Regions from separate parts of the Mus musculus genome. Here region 2 is linked to region 1. The links are chromatin loops, found by intact Hi-C in ENCODE. Cell type or tissue: heart. All regions are shown on one strand. Each heading gives the region's core, and the rest is flanking DNA. Links, peaks and the distances in the headings are about the cores only. Region 1 has its middle 7.3 kb from the start of Gm38820. Region 2 has its middle 17 kb from the start of Gm34441.

What was found. Peaks named below come from ENCODE experiments on the same cell type or tissue, not always from the same donor. Only the 100,000 strongest peaks of a DNase experiment are listed, where the experiment ranks them.
Region 2: a loop joins it to region 1, with 12 times the contacts of the local background. A loop is called at or near these places in 10 of 42 quality-filtered maps.

What each region holds. Positions count from the first base shown.
Region 1 is chr6:55,810,704-55,813,620 of GRCm38, reverse strand. It overlaps a transcript of Itprid1 not described here. Among named protein-coding and RNA genes, the nearest start is that of Gm38820, 7.3 kb to the right of the region's middle. In heart, for the core only: a CTCF peak has its summit at 1,067 (motif pointing right); no DNase peak of the experiment used is centred there; H3K27me3 peaks cover 900 bases.
Region 2 is chr6:55,518,599-55,521,515 of GRCm38, reverse strand. No RefSeq gene overlaps it. Among named protein-coding and RNA genes, the nearest start is that of Gm34441, 17 kb to the left of the region's middle. In heart, for the core only: CTCF peaks have their summits at 1,046 (motif pointing left) and 1,567 (motif pointing left); a DNase peak (open chromatin) is centred at 1,545; H3K4me3 peaks cover 674 bases; H3K27ac peaks cover 290 bases.

The sequences.
Region 1 (2,917 bases), core at 96-2,595:
CAGAGGATGTGGCCATGGGCAGCTAAACAAGAACCCCATCATGAAGAGAAGAACATAACCTTTCCTGTTGATTCCAGTTAGAACATACTTTAGGGATGTGATCTCAGGAGTTCAGCCTGGGGTCCGGATTTGTTCCTGGCTGATGATCCAGGGTATCTCATTCTGATGACTGCTCAGCCTGGATTCCTCAGGAACAAGAGGTTATAACAGGTATAGGGAAATAAGAACCACTATGAAGAGAATCTGTGGGGAAGGACATCAGAGCACACATGCAGCACTGGTGCAGCTAGGAGCATGTCTCACTGGTAGAGGTGGTCTGTATGCTCACAACTGAATCTTCAACAGAATACCAGCCCAAGACAGGCTATGTGTTTTCAAGCTAGATAAAGAGTTCTCATGGCACAGAAAGTCGGGCATGAATGGTGTTTCTATATGGGAAACTACCCCAACAGCTCTGTCCTGTGGGTCCCCCTATGTGTAGGACATGGATCTCCCTTCAGTTGGTGGAGCATAGCAGGCTAACTCTCTCCTCAAGCTTTAACACCTCTCATTCATTCATCTACTGACATTTCTCCCTTGGTCTTTGCATGGCTAATACATTGGCATCCTTCAGGGCTCTGTCCCTAGAAAGTCTTCTCTGAACATTCTATGTTTGCAAGCCTCTTTCTATGAACCCTCATCAGAGTACTTTAGATTTGTTTGTTTGTTTGTTTTGTTTTGTTTTGTTTTGCTACTTTGCCAATTCACGATTGATATATGTGTCTACTTACTTAATTGTTTATTCTGGTCTTTCTGATCTCAGGTACCATGCCAACTCATTCTTCATTATTCTAATGTCTGTGAATGTGCCCTACTTAATGAAAGGGACTCCGTGGGTACTTAGGAAAGAAATGGCTACATAGATAGATAGCATACATTGTCCATATGAGTACAGTAGTAAGTGAGGAACATAATAAAAAGATAAAAACCTAAAAAGGTAAGGGGTGAGTGAGTTGTGAAGGATATTCAAAAGCACCTGCTAAAGGACCCAAATAGGGCTCTGTAATCCCAACACCAGAGGGCACTGTGTTCATAGTATACAGTGGCCCCAGGGAACCATGTTCATAGTATACAGTGGCCCCAGGGCACTGTGTTCACAGTATACAGTGGCCCCAGACTTAGTAGTATTATCTAGCCCAAGTCTCCCACAGTACATGGCCACTCAGGAACAAGTGATCAATTCTAGAAAACCACAGAGCTCTGGACCACCTTGAACTTGAGAGCAGTGCTTCTTAGTCAGTATGTGTTAAAGGAAAATGTTTATAAAATTATTTATGATCCATATTCACCAAAAACTCAAGTAACCCAAAATCTTAAAATACATTTCTAGGAGAAAAAAAATGAGAAAGAAAATGAGAGTGGGAGGAACAGGACAGGTAGTGTCTTTCCTTATAATTTTGCAGTTTGTTCACCATAAGATTTAAAGTATTATTTCCTTGATTCCCAGGGGTGTGAGGTTAGGATGGTCCATGGTAAACCATTTACTTAGGAACCCCAGACACCATCACAGGCCTGGGTGTAAGAGTTACCTTTAGCTACTGAGAAGAGTAGACAGAATGGTGAGTTTCTCAAACCCAGTGAATAAACAGCTGAAGCCTCAATACAGCCCTAAGCTCAAATCCATCCATTTCTAGTGCAGCACCCTGTATCATGTGAAGAACAGCTATTCCTTTATTCCTGATTCTTTCGTTCATTCACTGAACATGATATCAAAGTGTCACTGGTGATGAATCAGTTTGAAACACTAAGAAGCCAAATGACAGACTAGCTTCAAACTAGGGCTGAGGATTTTAGAGTCTGTCTGGAATGGTGATAACATTCTGGCAGAGAGAAGGTTGGGGCCACTCTGTTCACTCTTGGGCTTGGGGGGGGGGGGGACCTGACTGGGCAGGACAACTATGTCGGGGTGGATGATCCAGGTGAAGCAGGAGAAGCAAAGTCAAGATGCTGGCACAGTGGACATGATTGGGCAGGAGGATGAGTTGTCCCTGCTGCAGCAAAAGCTTGTCTGGCCACCTTTACTGGGGTGAGGGAAGGAAACCACAGGCCCACCAGGAAGCCAGTCTACGACCATGCGACCATGCGTATGGGGGTGGAGAGAGACAGAGGAAAACTCAGAAATGAGAATCTGCAGCTAGAAAAGCGGGTGCAAAGAAACATGGAAATGCAAGAAGCTGGTAAAGGAGAGAGCAGAAGGCAGGCGGCATCTGTGAGCTCAAGGACAGGAGGAAGGAAGAAGGCGGAGGAGGCGGCAACTGCAGTCAGGTTCTCAGCAGCACTAAAATTGTTCCTGCCACTTGGCAGGAGTCAGTTCAGATGTCTTGGATCCAACTGCCTCTCCTTATACTCATTCAGATAACTGTCAATTGGTGAGGCTCATGGACCAAAGGATGCTTGGCAAATAGCCTTTCTCTCCGTGGTGGTGATTTAAGCCCTCAATGTGTTGTTTATGGAAGTAATGACTAAGGCAACGAGTTACTCCTGCCAAACTGGACCGTAAGACATTTGGCATGTCTGATTAAAAGTTTATGGAGCACAGTTTAAGTATACCTAATCTGTCTTAGAAAATATTAACTTAGAGTTTAAATGAATAGACGGTGAGTACTATTACTCCATCTTCAGGCATCTTTGTGGCACTCGCTTTATTATCGACCACTTGTAGTAGTGAAAAAAGAAAGAGTCCTCATATCATAGGAAACCTTGCAAATTTCTAAGCTTATTATGCATTTGATTCCTTCAATAAGTCTTTAAAACAGAATATGCAAGAGATTGTCATTCTAATTATTCTCATTTTGCAGAAGTGAACTTGAGGCTCAGAGAGCTACAGAACTTTAATTTACCCATGTCACAGGATGTGATTAGTGGCAGTGCTAAAGCC
Region 2 (2,917 bases), core at 234-2,733, 290 kb after region 1:
TTCTACCCATGCCTAGCATGGCAGGCTGAGCAACAGCTCTTGATATATGGATGCCTTTGGGGGTCGCTACCCAAACCACAGTACTGACCATGAAGAAAAGAATGATAACATTTCAGAATATCTTAAGATGTGTATCCAACCTATTCGTTTAATAAAATAAATAAATAAATATGGTTAATTCCGGTTTATTTTAGAAGTATCATCACATACCAGTATATTCTCCATAGGGTCCAGTCAAGAACTGATTCAAGCCAGAGACTAAACGGAGCCATCTCATTCCCTGGTTATAAGGCTCCAAATCTCCCACCGGTGGCACTCAATGACCCTTAGAATAATGTCTATTGTTCTAAGAGAGTGGCCCAACAGCTTTCTGTATTGCACGTCGGCCCAGAAAGTCTTGAGTAGACTCCATATGCCAGAGTCTCCTGTCATTCTCCCTGCAGTGATTACCAGCCCCCAGTAAGCCTCGGCACCCGTGGCATTTGAGAGCTGGACAATCTGTTGTTGCAAGTTGTGCATCCTAAGACAAGTAGCAGGAGTCTTGCCCTCTCTTCAGTAGGTACCAGGAGGAAAGTCCCTTCTTAAATGTCTATACACGTTGCTAAATATCCCATGGGACAAAGTCACCATTTGAACACCACAGTTTCCGTTTCTTTCACCAACTTTGAGCCATCTGTAAGGGTTCAGCTGCAGTTGTCACGGCTGGATCCCTGGTGTCAATATCAAGGCCTGTGTAATCAAACTATGGTCAAACAAAGGCAGTGCCATTCAGCAACCGCGGAGAGGAGAGGAAGGCTGAGGGGCAGAGCAGAGGGAGATGTTGTCAATGGCAACAGGTATGCTTGGGGGTGAGAGCTGTGCAGAGACGGGGGGGGGGGGGGCGGGGGGAGTTTGGAGTGTGAAAGCGATGTGGGTAACAGATGTTATAGATGAGATGTCACTACCCTATGTTGAAGAAGAAAAGAATAAATAAAATACATAATTTGGGGTTGGAGAGGAGAAAGACATTCAGTGTTTGACTTGAAGAGAGATATAAGGAGAGCAACCTGCTATGAATGTCCAGGAGAGGCTGCCCCCTAGCGTTGTAAGAGTGAAGGATTGCCCTTAAAGTCCTTGTGATCCCACAAACTCCTTCTCTTCTATCCCTACTGTGATAGCCTAACAACAACTCTCTCTCTCTCTCTCTCTCTCTCTCTCTCTCTCTCTCTCTCTCTCTCTCTCTCTCTCTCTCTCTCTCTCTCTCTCTCTCTCTCTCTCTCTCTCTCTCTCTCTCTCTCTCTCTCTCTCTCTCTCTCCCCCTCTCTCTCTCTCTCTCTCTCACACACACACACACACACACACACACACACACACACTTATTTCCTCTAACTCCAAAATCATGCGAAAATGCTTCTGGAAGGAATCTAATTTTTAATGGGGTGAAAAGAGGAAGAGAAAAGCAAGCTGCTGGGAATTCCGGGAGAGGCCATCTTCCTGAATAGCTCTTTCCATAGGATCTGTGCGAGTCCGAGAGCGCTTTAGCGCAGAGTTGGTGCCATCTGGTGGCCAATTCTTACTAGTGCAGCATTACCCGCTGTGAAGACCTGTGAGGCCAAGGGCAGCCCTGAAAGAATGAAGGATTTGGAAGCTGGAAGGCAAATGGGCAGCTTTATGAGCTCCTTTTTCCAGAACCTGGACCCTTGGGTCCAGAGCGGAACAGGACTCACACCCCTACACCGATCCTCTGCTCACCTCGGCAGCAGTGGCCTGCTCAGGAGGCTGGCTGTCTTTGCCTGATCCCTTGTGTCTAGTTGCTGTTGTCCCATGGTGATGTTTTCGTCCTGGTTATTAACAGACTTTATTACCAGTGCTTGGGTGTATGAATTCTTCTTTGAAAATCCAACAAGCTTTTAATTAGATACACAACAGGAAGAGATATTAAGCTATATTAATGCATCTGAAAGCCCCGCACAGCTAAGAGGGAGATCATCTCATAGATAAAGCACTGCTGAAAATTACTGGAGCAGCTTCCAGCAAGTACCCCAATAGAGAACTCCAGGGAGGGTCAATCGTTACTTAACACTTGTGGCAACGCGAAGCCTATGAAAATATCGCTGCTGCTCAGTTTTATGTGAAGAACAGAAATTGGAAGTTACACGTCAGATCCTAAATCAGCCTCATTTTTTAAAGACCCTAATCATGTAAGGACAAATTTAATAAAAGTTAGACTCTCATGTAATTATATCACTACAAATTTGAAAAGAAGGGTCTCTGGGATACTTTTCTTTCCAAGGAATGTCACAAAATTGCCCATGCCTCAGATACATTTGTTGCCAAAGAGACTGGGCATCATCCCTCCCTCCACATTGCTGCCTTTTGACATAGTTTTATTAATTTTGACATGATTTTGTTAGTTTCTGATTGAGCCTGGGCCTCCAGCAGGTTTGGCTTAAAGATTTCTAACCTCTTAGATTCCCATCAGCTTCTGAGGAAATGGCCTGGGCTACCCTGGTGAAGCAGAGATATGACATGCTCAGCCAAAATCATCAAGCTACGCAAGAGGATCCAGCAAAATCCAGAAGAGGTCCGTCCCTGCTGATCCACATCCCAGAAGTCAATGCTGAGATTCCTGAGCTAAGTAAACGATAGTGATTTTAGGACCCTGGGTTTTGAAGTGGTTTGTGATAAAGCAAGCGTTAATGGATACATGTTGAATAGCACGGATCTTAACTAATATTTCAGGGTTTAGAGTTCTTACATACGCATAACAAGATATCTAAGACATAAGACCCAATTCTAACCACAGAAGATGTGTGTCATTTCTTATGCACCTCGGATATAAAACCTGAAGGCAAATCTTCACTCCTTTTCTTGATTCTTATGTTTTTGTTTGTTTGTTTGTTTGTTTACTTATTTTATGAAGGGAATGCTGACATGA